2 separate regions of the Homo sapiens genome follow, and region 1 is linked to region 2. Evidence: chromatin contacts called from ENCODE Hi-C or POLR2A ChIA-PET data. All regions are on one chromosome and are shown on one strand. The core of a region is the stretch at or near the end of the contact, and the rest is flanking DNA. Distances in the headings are between cores, read along the strand shown. Region 1 holds the start of SPINT1-AS1 (SPINT1 antisense RNA 1). Region 2 holds the start of BAHD1 (bromo adjacent homology domain containing 1).

What was found. A loop is a pair of places that touch in the nucleus more often than their neighbours do. ChIA-PET counts read pairs that join two places held with the same protein, here RNA polymerase II (POLR2A). Pooled maps may share reads with other maps.
Region 1: a loop to region 2 is called in a pooled map, with 3 times the contacts of the local background. The contact joins the promoter of SPINT1-AS1 here to the promoter of BAHD1 in region 2. A Hi-C loop is called at or near these places in 2 of 50 pooled maps. POLR2A ChIA-PET finds 5 or more read pairs at or near these places in 4 of 52 experiments (Caco-2, WTC11, activated naive CD4-positive, alpha-beta T cell and 1 more).

Annotation. Positions count from the first base shown.
Region 1 is chr15:40,840,586-40,846,869 of GRCh38, forward strand. SPINT1-AS1 (SPINT1 antisense RNA 1) reads right to left here and starts at 3,939. Exons shown (of 2, transcript NR_146468.1): 1 at 3,594-3,939. It overlaps SPINT1 (serine peptidase inhibitor, Kunitz type 1), which reads left to right and starts at 3,463. Exons shown (of 11, transcript NM_003710.4): 1 at 3,463-3,601; 2 at 3,905-4,444. The coding sequence starts at 3,970. RefSeq lists silencers at 2,901-3,083, 3,245-3,474, 3,555-3,614, 3,905-4,144 and an enhancer at 3,036-3,607.
Region 2 is chr15:40,436,467-40,442,282 of GRCh38, forward strand. It overlaps BAHD1 (bromo adjacent homology domain containing 1), which reads left to right and starts at 4,487. Exons shown (of 7, transcript NM_014952.5): 1 at 4,487-4,802. RefSeq lists enhancers at 1-503, 504-1,041, 3,193-3,730, 4,536-5,037, 5,038-5,537 and silencers at 4,193-4,862, 4,289-4,474, 4,923-4,982, 5,703-5,816.

The DNA.
Region 1 (6,284 bases), core at 2,689-5,188, 400 kb after region 2:
CATGTAGTTTTTCTTATTAGTATGTAAGAAGCAGCATAAGGTAGTATGGAAAGTATGGCTTTTAATGTCAAAAAGACTTCAGATACAATCCTGGCTCTGTCACTTTTTTAAAAGAATCATTTCGACTTTTATTTTGTTTACTTATTTTTGAGACAGGGTCTAGTTCTTTCACCCATGCTGGAGTGCAGTGGCATGATCATAGCTCACTGCCACCTTGACCTCCCTGGCTCAAGCAATCCCCCCACCTCAACCTCCTGAGTAGCTGGTACTACAGGCATGCGCCACTATGCCTGGCTAATTTTTTGTATTTTTTTTTATAGAGACGGGGTCTTGCCATGTTGCCCAGGCTGGTCTTGAACTCCTGGGCTCAAGCAATCCTCCTGCCTCAGCCTCCCATAGTGCTTGGATTACAGACATGAGCCATTGCACCTGGCCTCAACTTTTATTTTAGATTCAGTGGGTACACATGCAGGTTTGTTACATGGGTATAGGGTTTGGGGTACAGATGAGCCTGTCACCCAGGTAGTGAGCATATTACCTAAAAGGTTGTTTTTCAGCCCACGCTCCCCACGCTCCCCTCCCTCCTTCTCTCTTCTGGTAGTCCTCAGTGTCTATTGTTCCATCATTATGTCCATGTGTACTCAATGCTTAGCTCCCATTTATAAGTGAGAATATGTGGTATTTGGTTTTCTGTTCCTGCCTTAATTTGCTTAGGATAATGGCCTCCAGCTGCATTCGTATTGCTGGAAAGGACATGATTTTGTTAATTTTATGGCTGCATAGTATTCCATGGTACGTATGAAGTACATTATCTTTATGCAATCCATCATTGATGGGCATCTAGGTTGATTCCATGTCTTTGCTATTGTGAATAGTGCTGTGATGAACGTACAAGTGCATGTGTCTTTTTGGAAAAACAATATATTTTCCTTTGGGTATATACCCAGTAATAGGATTGCTGAGTTGAATGGTAGTTCTAAGTTTTTGAGAAATCTCCAAGCTGCTTTCCACAGTGGCTGAACTGATTTACATTCCCACCAACAATGTATAAGCGTTCCCTTTTCTCTGCATCCTCACCACCATGTGTTTTTGTTGTTGTTGTTGTTGTCGTTTCAAGTAACATTTATTGAGAACTCTTTGTGTCAAATGCTTTGTCTGCATTAACTCAATTAATCCTCATAAAAAACCTTATGAAGCCCCACTTCCCATTCAAGGAGACTAAGGCAGAGAGATCAAATAACTTGCACAAGGCCACACGAATAGTAAGTGGCAGATGCAAGAGCTAAATCCAGTAGTCTGAGTCTGAAGCTCACAAGTTCAACTTCTCTACAACCTGTCACCACTCTTCGTTCACTACCTGACCTTGATGGAGTCAGTGAACCTTTCTGCAAAGTGGAAGCAATTTTTAGAGTTGTCCTGAGCATTAGCAATCCTATGTCAAGTGCCTGGAGGGAACACAGTGGGCATCTCAACAAATGGTGGGTGCTCACCACTTGAAAGTGAGTTATGGGTTTAAGCAAGTTGAATCTGAGGTGAGGGCAGAACTTCCAGATGAAGTCAGAATTGCAAAGGCCATAAAGCCCAGGGTTTAAGCACTGAAGCCATGGAATTGGCCTGCCTGGGCTCCAATCCCTACTCTGCCGCTTCAATGCTGAATGACCTGACAAGTCAGTTTACCTGTCTGAGCCTGTTTGCTCATTTGTAAAATGGGGCTAAAAATACTACCTCCCTAGGTTTGTTTTGAGTATAGGGTAATATGTGGGCAGTGCTTAGGAACAGAGTTTGGGCATTGTCAGTGCTGAATTCATGTTGGTTTTTATAATGGTGTGTATAATGGATGTAATGATAAATTTATGGTGATGTAATATTACCATAAGGTAATATTTTCCTGTATTAAGATTCTTGAGGTCAGGCACAGTGGCTCACGCCTATAATCCTAGCACTTTGGGAGGCCGAGGTGGGTGGATCACCTGAGGTCAGGAGTTCAAGACCAGCCTGGCCAAAAAGGTGAAACCTCGTTTCTACTAAAAATACAAAAATTAGCTCGGCGTGGTGGTGCCCACCTGTAAGCCCAGCTACTTGGGAGGCTGAGGCAGAATTTCCTGAATCTGGAAGGCAGAGGTTGCAGTGAGCCGAGATCGTGCCATTGCACTCCAGCCTGGGTGACAGAGCAAGACTCCGTCTCAAAAAAAAAAAAAAAAAAATAAATAAATAAATAAATAAAGATTCTTGAATGTGTTAGCCATAAGGGGAAATCAAATCACAACAAAACCCTTTCTTCCCAGTGACTGCACAATCATTTTCTTCATTCCCAGCATACCACCATTGTTGTATATCCACCAGTGTGCCAGGGTCTGTGGATAAACCCTAAACATCCAGAGAAGGGGAGACAGGCCCCAGATTCCCACCCCAACACGCATCATGTGAGCAGCTGGAGGATGTTGCAGTTCAGCAAAATCCAAGGGTTGGCCACAGGATCTGCTAGGCAAAGCTGCTCTGGATGAGAAACTGGGAAGAATGTTCCCATTGGTTTGGGGGTTGTTAAGCCATCAGGAAAAGGTTTGGAATCTGTATTTTAAGAGAGCATGCTATGTGATTCCTTCCTCCAGCCCTGCCTTCATCTGTCTTTCACCTGTTCAGACCCTTGCCGTAGAGAATGGTCTCTTAAGAGTTTTTTACTCAGGAGGAGCAATGAGCTTGGCTTCAAGGAGTCCACTGTTTCGTGAAGGGCATTAACTCAGCTACTTGGTGAACTGGAACCTCCAGGCTTCCAAGGATGACATTTCCCTGGAAGAAAGTAGCCAGCAGCGTCCCCTTTGTGAAAGAGAGGAAGCCTGGGCTCCAGGGAAGGGGGCAACAGTCCAATGAGCCATAGCAGGGAATGGACCGAACTGTACATACAAGATGAGGAGGGGCCTCGAACAACAGGGAAGCCCCGTGGAGCACGCAGGGGAGCCTGGACGCGGGGAATCGCCTCCGTTTCTCACCCTGACAGCAGGGAGGGCTTCCCGGAGCTGACAGTGAGGCAGACATCCCGGATCCCTGTTATCACAGGTGCAGCCACGCAACTTTTGGGTTACCTTCCCGCCACGAAATGGAAATGATTTCCTGAGGGCCGGAAAGATCATTTGCATCGGGCCTCAGGTCTGGGGCTGGGAAAGCAGGCCCCGGCCGGAAAGGAAGACTGGAGGCCGCCGCCCCAGAGGCCGGACCCTCGCGTCCCGGCCGCATCCCCTCCCGGCTGGGTATGCGCTTCGGGCGCGGGGCTCCCTCGCGAGGCTGGACTGGGTGGAGCCCGAGAGCCCCTCCGGGGAGCTGGCTGCCGGGGAGGCACCGGGGCTGCGGGGCCGCGGGGCGGGCCGGGCCTGGAGCTCCGCGCTAGAGGCGGCCGCAGCGCACCGGGCGTGGGCGGGGCCGGCAGCGCAAGGGTGAATGTCGGCCCCGCCCCGACGGCGCTGACTCAGTTTCACCAGAAACCAGGGGGAGAAGGCGGCCGAGCCCCAGCTCTCCGAGCACCGGGTCGGAAGCCGCGACCCGAGCCGCGCAGGAAGCTGGGACCGGAACCTCGGCGGACCCGGCCCCACCCAACTCACCTGCGCAGGTAACCCGGGCCCCCGCGCGCAAGGCCGAGGCGCAGGCGGAGCGGGCTGGAGCATGTCCGGCCCTTTGTTCTGCGCTCGTGCGTGTGTCCGGGTACTTGAGCTCCCTAGCGGTCCGCCTGTCCGTCTGTCTGGCTGCCGGGTCCCTGGAGGGCGCGTGGGAGGGCCGGGCCCGTGCGCCCTCTTCGATCCTGGGGTGCTCCGGTCCCTCCTCCCCGCCACTTCCTCCCGGCCGGCCCGCCTCCTCCAAAGTCTCCCGGGCTGATCAGGTGTGTCTCCTCCTCTGTCCCCTCCCTTCTTCTCAGGTCACCAGCACCCTCGGAACCCAGAGGCCCGCGCTCTGAAGGTGACCCCCCTGGGGAGGAAGGCGATGGCCCCTGCGAGGACGATGGCCCGCGCCCGCCTCGCCCCGGCCGGCATCCCTGCCGTCGCCTTGTGGCTTCTGTGCACGCTCGGCCTCCAGGGCACCCAGGCCGGGCCACCGCCCGCGCCCCCTGGGCTGCCCGCGGGAGCCGACTGCCTGAACAGCTTTACCGCCGGGGTGCCTGGCTTCGTGCTGGACACCAACGCCTCGGTCAGCAACGGAGCTACCTTCCTGGAGTCCCCCACCGTGCGCCGGGGCTGGGACTGCGTGCGCGCCTGCTGCACCACCCAGAACTGCAACTTGGCGCTAGTGGAGCTGCAGCCCGACCGCGGGGAGGACGCCATCGCCGCCTGCTTCCTCATCAACTGCCTCTACGAGCAGAACTTCGTGTGCAAGTTCGCGCCCAGGGAGGGCTTCATCAACTACCTCACGAGGGAAGTGTACCGCTCCTACCGCCAGCTGCGGACCCAGGGCTTTGGAGGTGAGGAGGGTGCCAAGATGGATGGGTTTGGAGAGACTCAAAAAAGGGACTGGTTATGGGGTCCTAGGGGAGACGAACATCAGAGAGGAGTTAAGGAGAGTTCACTTTTTTTTTTCTTTTTCTTTCTTTTTTTTTGCGACGGAGTCTCGCTCTTGTCGCCCAGGCTGGAGTGCAATGGCGCAATCTCTGGTTGCTCACTGCAACCTCCGTCTTCCACGTTCAAGTGATTCTTCTGTCTCAGCCTCCGGAGTAGCTGGAACTACAGGCACCCGCTACCAGACCCGGCTAATTTTTTTTTTTTTTTTTTTTTTTTTTTTTTTGGTACAGACGGGGTTTCACTATGTTGGCCAGGCTGGTCTTGAACTTCTGAACTCAGGTGATCCACCCACCTTGGCCTCCCAAAGTGCTGGGATTATTTCTACCTGAAGCCCTCCTTAGAAGTAGGCAGTACAGCCGAATCAAGCCTGGTGATCAATGGGGTGACAGATGTCACAGCCAGATCGCCTTCACATCGGTAGTAGGCAGTACAAACAGTAAACAAATGAAAGGGGACATGAGTAGGGAGGGCAGGGCCCAGGCTCTGGCTCCTGAACTCAGGATGTTCAGAGGTGATGGGCTGGTGCTCACAGGGAGGCCTTTGGCTCTGGGCTGTGTGTACTGGAGGGGAGAGGAAGTCCCCAGGACTCCTGACCTCTGGCACTGATAGGCTGATTGAAGGAGTGAGCTGTCTGGATGGTCTGGTGACTAGAAAGGCACCTTGGCCAAGCACTGGTCTGGGCACACCGATGCCCTGTCAGGTGAGCCTGGCCATAGTCTCCTCCACTGGCTGGACTTGGGACTGCTTAGCATCTCTCTACCCCCTAGGAATGCATTGGCCTTTTGGTGGTCCAGGAAGACTGCCAGATCCGAGACTAGAAAACAAGCCCAGTCTGCGGTTGATCCAAAGGGAGAGAAGTGATGTTGTAGGCACAGAAGCCTAGAGGCTCTGGGGTGGGGGATGAGGAGGGTTGTGGGGTGAGTCAGCCTGTTGGTATGTATACCTAGTAGGGAAGGGATGTCAGCTGTCCAGGCAGGTGTGTGTGCATGCGCATGAGCCAGACAGGGCTCTCCCTGCTTAGAATCTGGTAGCCAAACCTTGTTTACTTCCATAGATAAAGGCAAAGCGGAGGCCAGGGCTCCTCCTCTTTCTTCCCCGGACTGAACTGTCTGCTGGGATCAGGGCCAGTCCAGAGCCTTGGTTCCCCCTTTCTCTCTACCTGCTGTTCTGGCCAGGTGGGGCTCCAGGGCAGGGGTAGGTCACCTCTCATAACCTCTGTGAGCACTTTACAGCTTACTGATTGCTGTGCCACACATCCTCTCACTCAGGCCTCATCACAACAACTTCCAAAAAGGGTGCTACTAGCAGTCATCCCACTTTTTAGATTAGGAAACTAAGACTCCCATGTTAAAGAATTTGCCCAGGGTAACACTGCCCATAAATGGTAGGCCTGAGATTCACCCCAGGGGAGACCTCCAAAAAAAGTCCTGTGCTGTTTTTCACACAAGACCATCTCTCTGGTAAAAACCTAGCATTCTGACCCAAAATAGCCCAGTGGATAACAGAACCGGGGATTGGGGAGTTTGGGGGCCAGAACTGGGCTGGGGCCACATCTGGGGGTGGTCTCCGTTCTGGAAAGTGGAGAAAGGGCTTTCCTCCGCAGACTTTTCCTGGGCTAGTCTCTCTGCCAGGCTAAGGAGGGTCCTCTTTCCTCCCTATCCTTCCAGTAGCTCTCCTGGGTCTCTGAGGAGAGGCGAGATGGGGATTCCTGTGGATGGGAGGGGGACATATCTGAGGGCCAGT
Region 2 (5,816 bases), core at 3,237-5,736:
CTCCCCCCGGCAGCGTCGACCCTCCCCCAGCGAAGGGAGGAGGGGCAGAGGGGGGGTGGCCTCAGTGAGTGCCCACTTCCGACTCTGTCCCTCTCTCAGGCTGCAGTACCCTCGGACACCTCCTCCCCCACTTACACCCACCCCCTCCTTGAACTCTGCAGTCCCAGAGGCAGGGTGAGACTGGGGACCAAGTGAGCCCAAGGGCTAAGATGCGACTCTGCTGGGCTCCCGGGAGCCTGGGGGGTGCCCATCCCCCACCACTTGACGGTAGTCGGGGGTGTGGGCGGGGTGAGAAGGACCCCGGGGACACTCCGATTAGGTCTGGAGACAGCCTGAAATAGGGTGTAGCCCGCAGTTGTTGGGGCTGCGGAGGAGGCGACTGGGGTGAGGGGCAGAGAATGCACCCCAAGAGAAAGGCATAGGGCCCCAAAGAGGGTAGGAGACGGGATTCAGAGAGCGGGAAGGAGAATGCAGAAACAGCTTTTACGGGGAGAGGCAGACTGCAAAGACGTCCCCTGGCCGGCAATCTGGAGGCTAGCGCTGGGCAGATGGGGGTTTTGGACACAGCGCCATGGACATGTGTTCCCCAAAGTCTGAGCGCATGCAGCCCCCTTGTTCCTTCTTGTGCGGAGACTGAGTCCCACACAGTCCCTACCTCACCGGGACCTCCCCACCCCCAAGGCCGGGGCCGTAGTTGCCTTCAGGGGAGGGAGAGGTCCTGTTCCTCACTGGGCACTCAACAGCTGGCTCCTTGGTGGTAGGAGGGTACCTTGCCCCTCCAGCTCAAGAGTCAGGAGGAGCACTTCTACCTCCTCATCCCTAGGGAAGAGGGCCCCCGCAGGTAAAGACCAGACTTCTGCACTAGGATTTGCCTGGGGGGCAAATAATTTCTGGAGATCCCTTTAAGGAGGGGTGTTCCAATCCCTTTAAGAGGGAGTGGGTCACAGCAAAAGGACTATAAAAGTCCAGCTTTCTTTATTCCCCCACCCCCCAGGGGCTTCCTATGATGGGGGAGGGGGCAAGTGCTGCTGCCGCATTTAATTGTTGCCTTGGTGTCCCTCCCCCAAAGAGCTGTGCCCTTCAGTTCGTCCAGTGGGGCTGAGGAGCCGGGTGGCTCAGTAAGTATTGTGGGGACCTAGACTTCAGGTGCTCTGGGGGTTGGGACAGGGGCTGCCCCACTTCCAGGAAAGAAGGTGGGACCTGGGCAGGGGCTGGAGGGAGGAGAAAGTGGTCACTGCCACCACTGCAGGGACTGCACTGCCGTTGGGGTGCCCTGCCTGGTGCCAGGTGGTTGGATCTCAGGCCAGGCGGTCTTCGGGGACTGCAGCGGGCAGTGGCGGGGAGGTGCTGGGGCTGGGCTGGAGATGACCGAGCAGCCAGTCTGTCCCGGCTGTCAGTCTGGTTGTGTGTGGTGGGGGAAGGGTGCGCCGCGTGGTCTCTCTGGCCCTGGATGTTTTACTCTAGGGCATCTCCCTCTGAGGCAGTTAACCCTTCCCGATGGGTCTGGAGGTGTCTGGGGAGAGAGAGCCCCTGCCTGGCAGCAGCCCGGGAAAGACTCCGGAGACCCGATGGACCCATTCCTCTTTCTACACCAAGTGCCAAACCCTTTTTTCAGTGGGAGACCTCTGGGCTGCCAAACATACCAGGGAGAGGAAAGGTGATGGGCCCCAGGCGTTGGCACAGCTGCCCAGTGAAGTGGGGTGGAGGCAGCATTCACTCAGGAAAGGTTACAGGACCGAAGGAAGGAGGAAGAGGTGGAGCCCTTTCCAGCTGTGGAAGGGCTTTGGACTGGGAAAGAAGGAGGCCCAGTTGCAGAGGTCCCTGAAAGTTGGGTGAAGGAGGCTAGGAGAGGCCAAAAGTTCCCTTTGGGGGACAGGCAGGGTGTAGCCCCTGCCTATTCTTTGCTGGCTTGTTTTAACAAGCAATAGGGAGGAAGGGGGGACAGAGGTGGCTCAGTGAGCTGGCACAGGAGGAACACTTAGTGCCTTTAGCCAGCCCGTGTCCCCGCACCATAGCCCACTCAGTCAGAGCCTCCTGGGGCAGCGGACACCGCCACCCACACTGGAGGCTCTGAGGGGAGAACTCCTCCAGCGGCCAGGCAGGCACTTGGTGGGCTGTCATGACTACTCTGCCTCCTCTCCGGTTGGTATTCCTTCCTTTCCCTCCCACTGAGACCCCAGATAAGACAACACTCCCCTGCTCACCCCAGGGCCCTCTAATGCCAACACCAGGAAGACACCCAATCCTGCCACCTCGTCCTGCTGCCATTTCCTCGGCTGAACGTGGGCTTCCTGCCACTTAGGTCTCCTTCCCTGCCACCAGGTACATTCCTCTTCTGGCCCTCCCGGCCTCCATCCCTGCCCATTATCAGGCCTGAAGTGGCTGCCAAGGTCAGCGCCGCCTGGGCTGCAGACAGGAGCCCGGCCTCTCTTCTGTCTTGGCCTGTAGCATGGCTCTGCCCCCGTGGCCACCACTGCTGTACCCTCCACCACCAATCTCTGACGAGTGGGGGCCACCGTGGGGTTAATTTGCCTATGGGCCAGACTGGGACAGGGAGAGGGGGAATTCTGTGAGGTGGGGAGTAGGGCTGGCCTGGTGTGTGTTGGGGGGGCGCTGCCGGGAACCTCTGTCCTGTCCAGGAAGGGGAGAAATCTTTCAGCGTCCTACTTTTACAGCTTTGGGGTTTTGCTTTCCCCAAGGGTGGGAGGTGGGAGAAGTGGCAGTGGGAGAACCTGGACCTTCGAGACATTTCCGTGCCACAGTTTTAGCTTTTAGCTTCCATTCACACACTTTCCCTGCTGAGGGGGCCCCTCCTTTAAGTGTGTCCCCCCAAACAGCTAAGACAGTCTGGGCCCCCTGGACAGCTCTGGAGGCAGATGGGGAACTGCTTCTGGGGGAGGTTGTTTCCCAGCCATATTGGCTAGCAGCCCTGATTGTCTTAAAAGGCTGCCTGGGTGAGCGCTGGAGTCCCAAGGTCTAGGAAAGGCTGGGCGCTGTGTGTGGTGCAGGAGGAGCCCCTCCGAAGCCCCTGGGCCACACTCCAAGGCTGGGTTTTCCTTGCTTGCCTGGGCAGCCTCAGCACTCTGGGTGCCTCTCTCTGCCCAAGGCGTTCCTGGGGCCCAGCCCCTCCCTGGGCTGCTCCAGCGCTCTGGTGACTTGACACTACCCTTTCTGCCGCTGCTCCTTTTACCTCCTAAAGCTCCCCTCCCCCGCCTGAATTGGGAATGAGGCTTTGTTCAGGGGTGAACTCAGCATTTCTCGAGAACCTACTGTGTGCATATCCCGGGCTTAGTGAAGTCCTAGGCGGGCTCTGGCACCACCAGGTGCCCAAGACACAGCTCCTTCCCGCACCTAACAGGGACTTCCCATCTCTCTCTGTGCCCTTAGCCTGCTGTGCCCACCCACCCCACTGACCCCGCGAGCGTGCTCGGGCTTGGGAGGGCACGTCTGTGGGGGTGAGAGACGGAGCCACAGCATTTGGTGACTAGGGGGAAGCCAGGTAAGTGTCTACACTTGGTTCTCCCGTAGCTTGGGGACGCGAGGGAGGGAGTCCAGCCGCTCCTGTCAGGCTGCCCGCCCCTTTCTCCCTCCCCCGGAGAGCTCTGATGTTCCCCGCGGTGGTGGAAGAGGGTGTGTGGGTGTCAAGGACTCACAGACCAGGCTCTGCTGTCAGCTGGAAATGGATGAGGGCTCCACACTCTGCTTCTGAAGAGGGTGAATTAGGAGCTGGGGTTGGGGGCGGTAGGTGAAGGGCAGAAAGAGGAAAAAGAGATGCGGGTGAGGGGTTACCGAGCCAGGACCGACCTTGCTGGAAAGGAAAGGAGACGTGGCAGGCAGGGAAGTCGGAAAGATGAGGCAAGGGCGGGAGGGGCTTCTCAGCAGTCGGGGCCCTTTTGCAGGAGTCTGGGGCCCTTTCTGCAGGAAAGGGGGGTTGTTCTCGCTTGATTTTCGGCTGGTCTTCCTGAAGCTTTGCCCTGGGGGCAGCAGCCTCCGGCGAGGATGGGGTGTTCCTCGGCCCGCAGTTTTCTCCAGCGCGTGCTGGGGAGGATTTGGGGGAAAGGGGATGCGGAGGGGTGATGGCCAGGGCGGGGGGAGATAAGATTTTTCCGGGGGGGCTAGCAGCTGGGAGATTGGGGTCGAGTCACCGTGGGATACGGGCTCAGGTTCTGAAGACGAAGAGAAAAATCCAAGAAGCCGGCAAAGAAAATCACCCCTTGCCACCACCCTTGGCACGGCACCCCTCCCCCAAGGCCCCACCACTCCCCGCACCGCCTCCCCCGGCCGCCTCGTGCTGCCCCCTGCGTTGGGACGACCGACCCACGGTTCTGATTGGTCAGAGACCGGGAGGGGGAGCCGAGGGCCGGATTGGCTGGCGGAGCCAGCGCAGGGCGGGGCGGCTGATTGGCGGAGCTGGCCGAGGGGCGCGCTGCTGATTGGCTGGGGACGAGGAAGCAGGAAGGAGGGCGGCGGAGGCTCCGCTCTCGGGGAGTTTGTGGGGGAACCGCGAGCGGCGTAGCGGATCCCGGAGCCCGGCCCCCGCCGCCCGCCCGTCCGGCTGCCTGCCCCGCCCGTCCGGCCCCCGCCGTCCGCCCGCCCCGGCCAGGCGCGCCCGCCCCCCCCGACGGCCCCGCCCGGCCGCGGTCCCCGCTCCGCCCGCCCGGCCCCGGCCCCCAGGAGGAGGCGCTGACGCAGCAGCGTGGAGCCCGGGAATTGAGCGCCCCCGGGGGGTTCCAGCCGCCGGATTCCAGCCCGGCCGGGGCCTGCGGGCGCCCAGAGCCGCGCCGTCCGCGCCGCCCGTTCTGGTGAGTCAGGGGCCGGGGTCGAGGAGGGGGAAGGGGCGAGCTGGAGGGAGGGAGCGAGCGAGGTAGGCAGAAGAGCGAAGGGGGAGAGCACCGGCCGCCCGTCAGCGCGCCCCACCGAGCGCGCCGCGCCACCGCCCCCGCCAGCCCGGGAAGGGACGGACGGACGGACGACGCGAAGCAGGTGCGGCCGCCCGCCCGCTCGCGCCACCTCCCTCCCCTGGGTCCGGCACCACGGTCCCGCCATCGGGGAACGCGGCGCGCCTCGAGGTGACAGCCCCCGGGGGCCGCCCGCCTTGCAGGCCGGGGGCGGGGTGGGTGGCGGCCGCAGGGTGGCAGCTCGGCCGGGCGGCGGCGGCGCGGGCGTCCCGAGCTGCGGAGGGCGGGAGGACGCCGGTCTTTCCTCGCCGCGGCGGAGCCGGCTCGCCTCCGAGTGCGCGGGCGGCGAGGCCCCCGCCGCGCCCCCTCCCCCATCGCGGTCCCCGAGGCAAGGGGCCGCGGCCGGGGGCGGCGCCGCGGGATCGCCCGCTCAGGGTGGGGGGCGCCCTCCCGCGCTGGGAGCTGACCGGTTATTGCTGGATGGGGGGCAGGGGATGAGGGCCGCGCCGGGCCGGGGGCGGCAGGGGGGAGTAGTGTAGACCCGACTCGATCGGGCTGAGAGGAAGGGAGGCGCCGAAGACGGAAGGGGACCGGTTCGAAAAGCGAGTGTGGGCCGCGGGAGGCCCTGCGGGGACCTTGCGGGGCGGCGGCCGAGTCCGAGGTGTGGCGGGGGGAATCGAAGTTGTCAGACCGCCTCCAAGTGACAGCGGGACCCTGTGCTCGCGGCCCGGCCTGGTCTTGCCCTGCTCGCTCCGCCGCCTCTCTTCTGGGGCTGGGGGCCGGGTCAGGTCGGGCCCGAGGGGCTCGCTTGGCGGTGAAGCGCCGGACAAAGGCGGCGCCGGAGCGGGCGCAGGTGGTGGCGTCGGGGAGGGGAGCGGGTCCGAGGCACCCACTCCGAGGGGCGGGCGACGGGGCCGG